2 separate regions of the Homo sapiens genome follow, and region 2 is linked to region 1. The links are chromatin loops, found by intact Hi-C in ENCODE. Cell type or tissue: heart right ventricle. All regions are shown on one strand. Each heading gives the region's core, and the rest is flanking DNA. Links, peaks and the distances in the headings are about the cores only.

Region 1 (5,387 bases), core at 196-5,195:
CTTACTGTAGTTTAATACTCATATTTCAAATCCTTTTATTGACCCGTACTGTCTCAGTACAGCATTGATAACATAACATAACATCCACAATAATTAATATCATAAACATGAGATTATGGCTTTCTTACAAAATGTAGCAGATGAGAGAAAGAGCTGAGAAAAACAAAGCTCTTTTCAAAACATGGTGTCTTAAAAACAGTTATTAAAACTGATAGCAAAGAGAACACAGAGCAGTAGCTTCAAAGTCACTTGTGTAATACCTGATTTCTTATTTACTTGCAGAAAATGTGCTTACGGCCAAAATATTATCTCACAAATTAGTCTACCATACTCATATAAAGATGAAACAGAACCTTTTAGCAAAATTCCACCATAAAGAACTACCCTGATGTATTGTTTCTGGGTCCAGTGCCCCAAATCCCAATTATGGACCTGCTTTTCAGGTGCTTTGTTTCAGGTGCTAAACAAAGAGGACATTGGATCTGCCTTTTGTAAGGAAACAAAAGACTGTGGTTGGAGACATGTGATGCCCATCATTTGCTCCTGCTGGCCAGAGGCAGAAAGGACCAGGGGAGGGGAGAAGAGACAAGGGCTACATTACTTAGAAACATCAAATTCTGATGCTGGGAATTTAGGAGAAGCATCCATAGAGAGCCTGGAATTTCTCTTTCTCTGTGTTTTTTTCCTTTTCTTTTTACTTTAAAAAATTGGTATATAATAAATGTACATACCTTGGGGTACATGTGATAATTTAATACATTTATGTAATTTCAAAAGATCAAATCAGTGTAACTGGAATGTCCTCACCTTAAATATTTGTCTTTTCTTTATGCTAGAAACATTCAAATTATTCTCCTCTAGCTATTTTGAAATGTACAATAGATTATTGTTAACTATAGTCACCCTACTGATCTATCAAATACTAGATCTATTTCCTCTATCAAACTGTATATTTGTTTCCATTAATCAGCCTCTCTGTGCTTCCTGAAACAAAGACATCTAACCAGACCTTGGATGGATTCTTGTTCTGGGCTGAAAAGCTTGAAGAAGGGAGAGCAGCTGCAAGGACAGCAGCATTGGAGTGATTTAGTCTTTCCGTTCTGCCTCTAGCTCCTTAGCTGAAAGCTTTTTCTTTGCCTTTAGAGGAACAAAGACCTCTGGGTCCTTAAGGTCCCCAGAGAACCACTTGGTCCCCACAGTGCAAGTCATCCAGTGTAGCATATGGCTAAAACTACCAAAACATCAGAAGGGTCAAAATGATTCTGAAAATTGAGGCAAATCGTCTAAATAATTCTACCAAAATTGTACTTTTGTTCAAACACATAGATGGCTGAGGCAAAAGTGGTCCTTTTGGCTTATCTTAGACAACAATGAAAATTATTTACATCATTTGGTAGGTTTAGATGAGAATTAAAATACACATTTTTTTGAAAAAGTATATTAATGTAGATGAAACTATTGGAATACATTTACCCATAGTATTTCTGAAGAGCAGATGACAATGTCTAAAAGACAGATTCTTATGGCAAAATTGTAGAGTGCAGTGTGAAATCTGCACATACCTTAACTTCAGGGGCATTAGTCATAATAGTGACCTACTTCACTGGGTTGTTAGGACATATGTAATATTCTAGGTAAAAGGAAGGAGATTCTTTGAGCCAACCAGTGTGTCTAACCTTCCCAGAATCCCATGATAACTTTCTTTATTTTCTTTTTTGGTTTATTTGGCTGAAGTTAATGTTAAGACAAGATATATTCTAATATATATCAAAAGAGTTTAGAACCCATGGGCCGAAGAGTTTAGAGCTCATAGTAATGCAAATTACTTACATCATTCCATTTAATACCAGAGTGATATGAGCTCTGCACTGAACAGCCAAAGCTGCAAATAGTTGGCAAGAAAATGAAGGGCCTGTCCCAAAAGAATGCTCTGCTTCAGGCTCTACCAAAGACAAATTCTTCAGTGGAGCATATCAGCTACCATAGGAAAACAGAAGCAAAGTTATGTCAGTGATTCTAGAACCCATACTGCTCTGACTTGAAAGTACGTTGGTGTTTGTTGAAAGCTCATTGTAGCATCATTGGCTATGATCAAGTTCTCATGGTAAAAGAAAAATAGTATCTTTTTTGTCAGAAAAGAGCGTTTGTAATAAATATGATACATTTAAACTTGGATTTTCTTGTGGAAAATAGACTAGTTTTTTAAAGGATAGCACTAAGTTAAATTAATTTATATATCTATAAAATGAGCTTCTTCATTTGTACATTCAATGACTCTAGCTGATTTTCCCAAAATATATCACACAGTCAAACATTCCCACCAAGCTAAGACTAGAAACAAGTTGTTAGTAAGAGGAATAATGGTGAGAAGTAGACCTGCCAAGACTGAATAATTAAAAATGATCCAGAGTTGAAAAAAGCAGAGTATTTTCCCCCACCTCCTTATGTTACAACATCTTACAACAGTAGCACAAATGCTTCTGTGGTTTACAATGAAAATGGCAGAATTCCTTAGGCCAAGGGACTCAGAATATAAATTCTCCCCCTACTTTCCATACTGGGGCCATAGTGGGAAAGATGCAGCTCTCTTGTCCTCTGGCTTTTTCAAATACAGAAAATTAATTTTAATTTTTATTTATTTATTTTTGAGAGGGGCAGTCTGGCTATGTTTCCCAGGCTGGTCTTGAACTCCTTGGCTCCAGCGATCCTCCTGCCTCAGCCTCCCAAAGTGCTGGGATTACAGGTGTGAGCTATCACACTCAGCTCACCCTTCTTGTTTTTAATAAATAAAGTGAAAGCTTTTTATAAAAAGAATGTTGCTTGGCTATTCTCATCTCTAGTAAAGATGGAGAGATAGTAATAGGATTCGACTTCATCAGAAGGAGTTTAGGGTGAGCTAGGAAGAATTTCCTGCATCCAGGAGTGATGAGGCAAAGAACAGCTCCTGATGATTGTGCTTTTCCTGTCCCTGAAAGAATTTGCAGATGATGATACAGCATGTATTTGGTGGGGTGGTAAGCGTAGTAATGGGATCAGGAATGCAGAATATTAGTTATGGAATAACAGGCCGCTCAGTTGCTAAGGAATCCTAAAAATAGGGCATGAGTGACTAGCTGAGAGGGGTGGGGAGGAATGGATGGTTTCCTGGGTTTCATTGGGCGCCCAGATCTGACAAAGACAATGCAGGGCTGCTTTCTGCAGCTGCAGAGATTGAGCAGCAAGCGTGGACAGACAAGTCTGAATCCTAACTATCTTGCAGAGCTATTCTTAATAATAGCTTAGCTTTCTTCCTGTGCAGGCCAGCCCCAACACACACAGTCCTCAGACTCACAGTAAAGTCTTGAGGCTTGGGTTCTTGGGGCAGAACAGAGGTCCACAGTTCCTCCAACAACTGTGCCCATATGCACATCCCCTCTTCCAGCCCCATCTAATTTTCAAATGAATTCCCCAGCTTGGAAACTGTTTGGGTAACAGACTCCCACCCATCATTCCACAGTGTGCAAAGCTGACTATTTGCATACTGTGGTGAGAGAAATCTAATAGGTGAAAAAAGGGTGGATGATTTTATTTTGAAGCAAAGTTGTGTTTGTTGTCATCCTGGACAAGTTGACCTCTGCAAAACTTCTTGTTTTGAAGATTCCACAAAACTATTTTAAGCAAAGTTTACAGCTTATCAAATAAATGGAGAAACTCCCTAGGGAATAATGTGTTAGAAAATTTGCCTGCCCATTTCCCACATCCTCTAACTGACAGCCTATCAATGCTGTGCTACTTGTTTCCTCTGAGACAGGTTCTAATACGGATTGTGGCTTTCATTTGCTTGGTGGGATTTTAAAAAATTTCTGATGTTGTTATAACAAAGGGCTTTGCTCATTTTTCTTTTAGTCAATGACAAAACATGGTAGAAATGATATTTGGCTGCTGTGTGGACACCAGGGAGATGGCAGGAAAATGAAGAGAGTAGAGGAGACCTGGAGGAGGACATCAGCAGAGGAAAGGAAACCTAGCTCTCCTGCCCTGAGCAAGTGTTGCTATAGGACAGAGAAGGTTGGGTTCATGCTCTGTGGATCCCTTTGATGTCTTTGTCCATTCTTTTAAAAAGCTGGCTCAAAGGAAGAAAGCTCAGGGCTCTGTTTCTAAAGATTTCTATTTTACCCTTTTTAGCAATATTATTAGTTCATGGGCTTGGAGACTTAGTAAGTGACATTGGTTTGTGGGATTATACAAAGGACATCCCAACCCAATGGAAAAAATCTTTCCCCAAACTTTCATTGAGATTCACTGCTTTATTAAGACATTAACTTTTCCTGGAAGGCTCTGTTTAATTTAGAAAGAAGAAAAGAAAAAACCTTGGTAGGGAAGAACGGTTATATCATTACCAGACATAATGTGATGACTAGCCAGTAGAATATAGGACACGGAACAGGTGGGTTCTTTCCTATTTTAAATATGAAATATAATTTAGGTGTAGTAAATTTTACCCTTTTAGTGTACAGTCTTGCAAGTGTTGACAAACATGTGTAGTCATGTAACCACCACCATAGTCAAGATATGGAGCAGTTTTCATCACATCAAAACATTTTTACTTATATCAGGGTAATATCAGATATTATCCATATCCCTTCTGGTTAAACCCTTCCCCAATCCCTAGCAACAACTGATCTGTTTTCTGTTCCCCTAGGGTTACCTTTTTCAGGCAATGTCATATAAATAGTCTCATACAATATGTAGCCCTTTTAATCTGGTTTTTTTCACGTAGCATAACATATTTGAAATCTATCCATGTTCTTTTGTGTTTTAACAGTTTCTTCCTTTTTTTACTGCTGATTATTATGTCATTGTAGGGATGCACCAGAATTTATTTATTCATTCCCCAGTTAAGGGACTGCTATGGAATGATTTCCGTCCCCCGCAGATTCACATGTTGAAACCCTAACTCCCAATGTGAGGATTTGCATAGGTCTTTTAGGAGGCAATAAAGGTTAAATGAGGTCATAAAGGTGGGGCCCTAACCCAATAAGGTTGGAGCCCTTATAAGAAGAGGAAGACACATCAGGTCTCTCTGCAAGCACACAGACTAAGTAAGGAGAGGTTACAGGAGCACGCAATGAGAAGGCAGCTCTCTGCAAGCCAGGAAAAGAGCTCTCGCCATAAATCAAATCGACTGGCACCTTAATCTTGAACTTCCAGTCTCCAGAGCTGTAAGTAAATAAATTTCTGTTGTTTAAGTCATCCAGTCTGTGGTATTTTGTTATAGCAACCCAAGCAGCCTAGTGGTCAGAAGGAAAAATCTAGCTAGGATTCTAGTCACCCAGTATGAGTTACTAATAAGCAATAGTCATTTGATAACTTAGTCATGCCCTAAATGGAGTGGCCATGGTGGCTAG
Region 2 (5,387 bases), core at 99-5,098, 59 kb after region 1:
GGTGTGTGAGATATAAACTGCCTTGCATATAAAGGGCTCACTTGGCAGAGGATTGCTGGGGGAGAGATACAATCCTCACAGCCTGAACCTCAACTCTCAAAACTCCTCACTTCAGCCCTGACCTCCAGAGCACCCATTTCTTCCAACCGCTTGTAGAACTTTCTCTTTCATCTGCTTCAATGCTCAGAGTTTTCAGCGGCATTGACAAACAGTAAGAATCAGGACTAATGGCCATAAACCTGGATGGCAATGACATTCTGATTCCCCTGGGAACCAAGGTCTGCACCTGCCACTTCAGTGCAAGAAGCAAAGAAGTACAAAAGAGCCTTTCACCCCGGATTCTTTTTCCCCATTCTGAAAAAGGGATGCCTGGGATGCGGGGAACTTTCCTCTTCCACAACAAAAGCTGTAAACTTAAACCCACCTTGTGCCTAGCCACCAGCCTTTCTGGAAAATCTTCCCCTGCTTGTCTCTTTATGTTTCACAGCTATTGGAACTGGGTTGTTCAAAGAAGTACCTGACCTTGTTTGTCAGATGAGAAACAGAAAATGCTGACACTGAATTCTTTCATTTGCTCCTGCTGCTAACAGAGCAGTACTGCAGAATCTCAGACACTTCAGCAGCTTTGGCCAGGCTGGGGGTATAGAATAATGAATGCATAAAGCTCCTTGACAGGAACCTTCTCTCCCCTCCCAACACTGCATTCTGTGCTGAAAAGGAGGGAGGGAGGCCATTAGCAAGGAGTAAGCGCAAAATGAAGTGGTTTGGAGCCGTGCTGAGGATAAAGGCCAATTTCAGCCAATGCTGTTTGACCTGCTGGTACTGTTTTTGCTTTTTTTTTTTTTTTTTTTTTTGCTTTGTTTTTTTTGTCTGAGTCCTGCTGTTACTTTTGTCACTGGAAGAAAATGAGTCTCATAAAAACATAGGTTTTGTCTTATTCATCTCCAGGATTTAGCACAGAACCTAGACTAATGAAGGTAGATTTTAAAGAGATTATGGGGAGAGCATCTTTTGCATTTGAAAGGTAAATAGTTTTATTTTCAATTTGCAGAAAGGGAACACAGGTTTGGAGATATGAAGAGACTGGTTCAAAATACAAAGCTAGTAAATAGAGGTATCTTTGCAGATAAGCAACAGAAAACAACTCTGGCATATTTAGCCTAAAAGGTCATTAATTGGAGAGATACTGGGATACAGAGAGAATGGGAATCTAGAAACCCAAATCAGAAAAGGGACAGGTGTTAGGATAGATACAAGCATAGAGTATTGGATAGACACAGATACAACCATCCCATCTAGCAGTCAATTCACGCCAAAGTTTTTTCCCATTCTTGCTATCATTCTGCTCAAGATGGTAGAAGTGCTGGGAGAAAGTATGAGATGGACTGAGCTCAGTTCCACTTTGGAGAAGGGTGGGCAAGACATGGTTTCCAAGACTTAGAGTTTCATCGAGTCTACATACAGTGGAACAAAAATATTGTTCCCCCAAAGGAAAATGAGTTACTATCAGAAAGAGGGAATGGGCACAGAGTGCCCCCCAAATTCAAATGTTCACCCCAGAAAGCTAGAGTTCAACTCATGTACATTTGATGCCAAAGTTTGCATCCTTTCACTATGCCAGCATGGTTGTATACAGTGGTTCTTAACCAGTGGTAATTTTCTCCCTTTACCCCCAGGGACATTTGACAATGTCTGGAGGTATATTTGGTTGTTACAACTGGGAGGAGGTGCTACCGGCATCTAGCGGATAGAGGCCAGAGACGTTACCAAAAATCCTACAATGCACAGGACATCCCCACAAAAAAAAATTTTCCAGCCCAAAATGTCAACAGTGCCAAGGTTGAGAAACTCTGGTATAAACAAAGACAGGGGATTGAGGTAATACACTATAGGTTTTAGAAAGTCCAGTAATTCAATTTGGTGGAAGTATCAATTACATATGGAAAAACAAAAGAGGAAAAAACTAAAAAAAAAGCTTTAAATCAGATTTTGTGGGGCCTTGAATGCCAGCCTAGGTTGTCTAGACTGCACTTAATAGGACTGGATACCTCTTAGCCTAAAATTATATCTTCATTGACTGGGCCTGGCGGGTCTCCATGTTTATTCTGAAGTTTATTTCTAGAAGACCTTTGGAGCACGTGATCAAATGACATGAGACAGCTAATGACAAGGCCCTTACTGTCCCCAGCCTGTGCAAACAGTCAGGATCGTTCCCAAAAGTTTTGCTTCTCTATGCTTCTTATATCTCTCAAGTATATGATATTAGAAAAGTGATTGCTTCTTAGAGCGCATGCTCCTGCTAAAGAGATTAACACTATTTTCACATCCTTTCAAATCATACAGCCACCAAATAATCTTTATTCTTTCCTGGATACCCTGTTTTAAAAATTAACATATTTCACTGATTCACATTTTTTTCACATCTCTGAAATCAGGACGTACTTATGACCAATAATGTACCCAAGTTTTATTGGTAGCACTTACAAATGTTTTATATAAAATAATGGCACTTTTGATCAATGGAACTTTAAATTCAATGAAATATATTTGTTTTCTTTCATTGTCATTGGTTAAATTTTATTCACACTCATTTAAAAGAACTGGCTGTTGGCATTGTATGTGGGTATTAGTGTTGAACTCTTGCAGAGTGCTAAGGAACATACAGAATATCATGATGGAACTGGCCCCTCTCTGTCATCATTATTTTATAATTAGAATTACAGCTCTCATGTTGAACAGAAGAGGTTTGGTAACTATGCAACCATTTCCCCAGTGGGAACATCCAGGGCCTGCCCCCAGTGAAATGTTTCGTCTGTGTTTCAAAGCTTTTAAGGAGTATGTGAAAGAAACATTTATTCAGGTCGAATTGCCTTGGCATATGCTTTTGGGCTGTTCTTATTTTATACAGACTTCTTGCTCCATCATTAGATAATTTTATTTGTACAAAGGAAATGGAATAAAATTTCCTTCTACATCCTTTCTCTATTTCTCATCTTTATCTTCCAACAGGGCTTCCTCCTTTCCTTTTTCAACACCATATATCAGTAAGATTAATATGTAATGAGATCCACCCTCCTGCAATGTATCAGCCTAAGAAACAAAGGCGTAAGTAAGACTAAAGAAGGAGAGTGAAGAGATGAATAGAGGTGAAGCTTAAGCAACTGTGGATTTCCAGGAAATATTTATGAGCTAATTTAAATACTAATGAGCTGGTAGTCTGACAGCAGAGGGAAGACACAAGAGCACAGAAACTCAGCTGGGCTGCGGGTTGTCTTATATCTACACAAGCTGTACAGTAGAACAGCCACATTTTCAGCCTCCTGCTGAACAGACATTTCAAAATGCTGTTTGGTGAAAAATTGACATTTTCCCACTGATTTCAATTTTTTATTTCTATCATAGCACTTACTAATCTATTTGAATCCCAAGCTGAAGAAGATACATAGGGGCTGAATATAAAAACCACTTCACCCAACCCTTTTCTTTGAATGGCTACTGTACTGGAACGACTCTTTAAATTTTCTTTTTCTGTCCCCTTTAAGAATCCACCAAATACCCTTTCTTGCAAGTTCCTACGCAGCAGCTTGAACGGTGTCTCAAGAGTGTAGTAAGAGGTAATTTATCTGAAATTGCCTCCTGTCCCAACCTGACTGCAGAAAAATACATCAGTTGCCTATGGGTTAGAAAAGATAAAAACACTTGCTATTATAATAAAACAAATTTAACTTCCAAAGAGCTTTGTACATATATTGCCTTAAGCATGACAATCTGCTGACTTGATTCAAAATAAACAACTGGCTTTTGTGGTTCTAAATCATATTTCAAAGTTCCCCACACAGATTTGTTGTTAGGGCTTATTCAGCTGAGATTCTTTTTTTTTTTTTGGCATTTTTCCTATCATAAAGAAGCTAAGTAAGGTAAAGAGAAAAGTTGGGTGAGCAACCCAGAGAGTCTCTGGAAAAGTAGTCATTTTTAGAATTGAGGAGACTTAGGTCCCAAAAGTTAAAAAGCAGAAGCTAGGGTCATATCATCTAGAAACCCTGCACACATGCTGTTATGTGCCCCGGGGATGTGGTGGCTGGGGCTCAAATGAGGCCAGTGAGGTGCTTACCTCAGGCGCAAAATGTAAGGTGGTACTAAAAAACCTAAGAATCAAGATAATACTAATTTTATGCAATATTTTAAAAAATTAAAATTAATGCAAAAGTCAGATAGTGTGATGTCTCCATCTCTGTTCTTTTTGCTCAGATTGCTTTGGCAGTTCGGGGTCTTTTGTTTTTCTATACGAATGTTAGGATTTGTTTTTCTATTTCTGTGAAAATATCATTGGAATTTTGATAGGGATTGTATTGAATCTGTCGATTGTTTTGGGCAATATGGACATTTTAACAATGTTAATTCTTTTAATCTAAGAACATGAGATATCTTTCATTTATTTGTGTGTTTTTCTCTTTCTTTCATCAATGTTTTATAGTTTTCAGCGTACAGATCTTTCGCTTCCTTGGCTGAATTTATTCCTAAGTATTTTTTTTTGTAGCTATTGTAAATAAGATTTTTTCCTGATTTTTTTTCAGATACTTCATTGTCAGTGTATAGAAATGTTACTGATTTTTGTATGCTGATTTTTCATTTTGCAACTTTGCTGAATAGATCATTCTCAAAGGAAACTTACAAATAGCCAACAGGTATATGAAAAAAAGGTCAACATTACTAATCATCAGAGAAATTTAAATTAAAAACACAATGGGATATCATCTCACACTTGTTAGTATGGCTTTTGTCAGAAAGACAAAATGGAACTCTCGCGCACTGTTGGTGGGAATGTAAATTAGTACAGCCATTACAGAGAACAGTATGGAGGTTAATCAAAAACTTAAAAATAGAACTACCATATGATCCAACAATTTTACTACTGGATATGCATCCATAGGAAATGAAATCAGTATCTCAAAGAGACATCTGCACTTTCGTGTTCATTGCAGCATTATTCACAATAGCCAAGAAATGGAATCAACCACAGTGTCCATCAACAGATGAATGGATAAAAAAATTGTAGTATTCATTGGATGCAGTGGCTCACACATATAATTCCAACACTTTAGGAGGCTGAGCCAAGAAGGATCCCTTGAGGTCAGGAGTCTGAGACCAGGTTGGGCAACAGAGCAAGACTCCATCTCTAAAAACAATTTTTTTTTTAATTAGCTGGGCATGGTGGCACATGCCTGTAGTCCTAGATACTCAGGAGCCTGAGGCAGGAGGATCCCTTGAGCCCAGGAGTTTGAGGATGCAGTGAGCTATTATCCCAACACTGCACTCCAGCCTGGGCAACAGAGAGAGACCCTGTCCCCAAAAAAAGAAAAAGGAAAAAAAGAAAATGTGGTATATAT

The links. Peaks named below come from ENCODE experiments on the same cell type or tissue, not always from the same donor. Only the 100,000 strongest peaks of a DNase experiment are listed, where the experiment ranks them.
Region 2: it touches region 1 in a loop (4-fold over the local background); 2 of 110 quality-filtered maps call a loop at or near these places.

Annotation. Positions count from the first base shown.
Region 1 is chr5:112,682,658-112,688,044 of GRCh38, reverse strand. LOC102467216 (a long non-coding RNA gene) reads left to right here and starts at 5,157. Exons shown (of 3, transcript NR_104673.1): 1 at 5,157-5,201. In heart right ventricle, for the core only: no CTCF peak of the experiment used is centred there; a DNase peak (open chromatin) is centred at 3,190; H3K27ac peaks cover 3,243 bases.
Region 2 is chr5:112,623,648-112,629,034 of GRCh38, reverse strand. LINC02200 (long intergenic non-protein coding RNA 2200) reads right to left here and starts at 599. Exons shown (of 3, transcript NR_104672.1): 1 at 425-599. In heart right ventricle, for the core only: no CTCF peak of the experiment used is centred there; a DNase peak (open chromatin) is centred at 2,785; H3K27ac peaks cover 1,448 bases.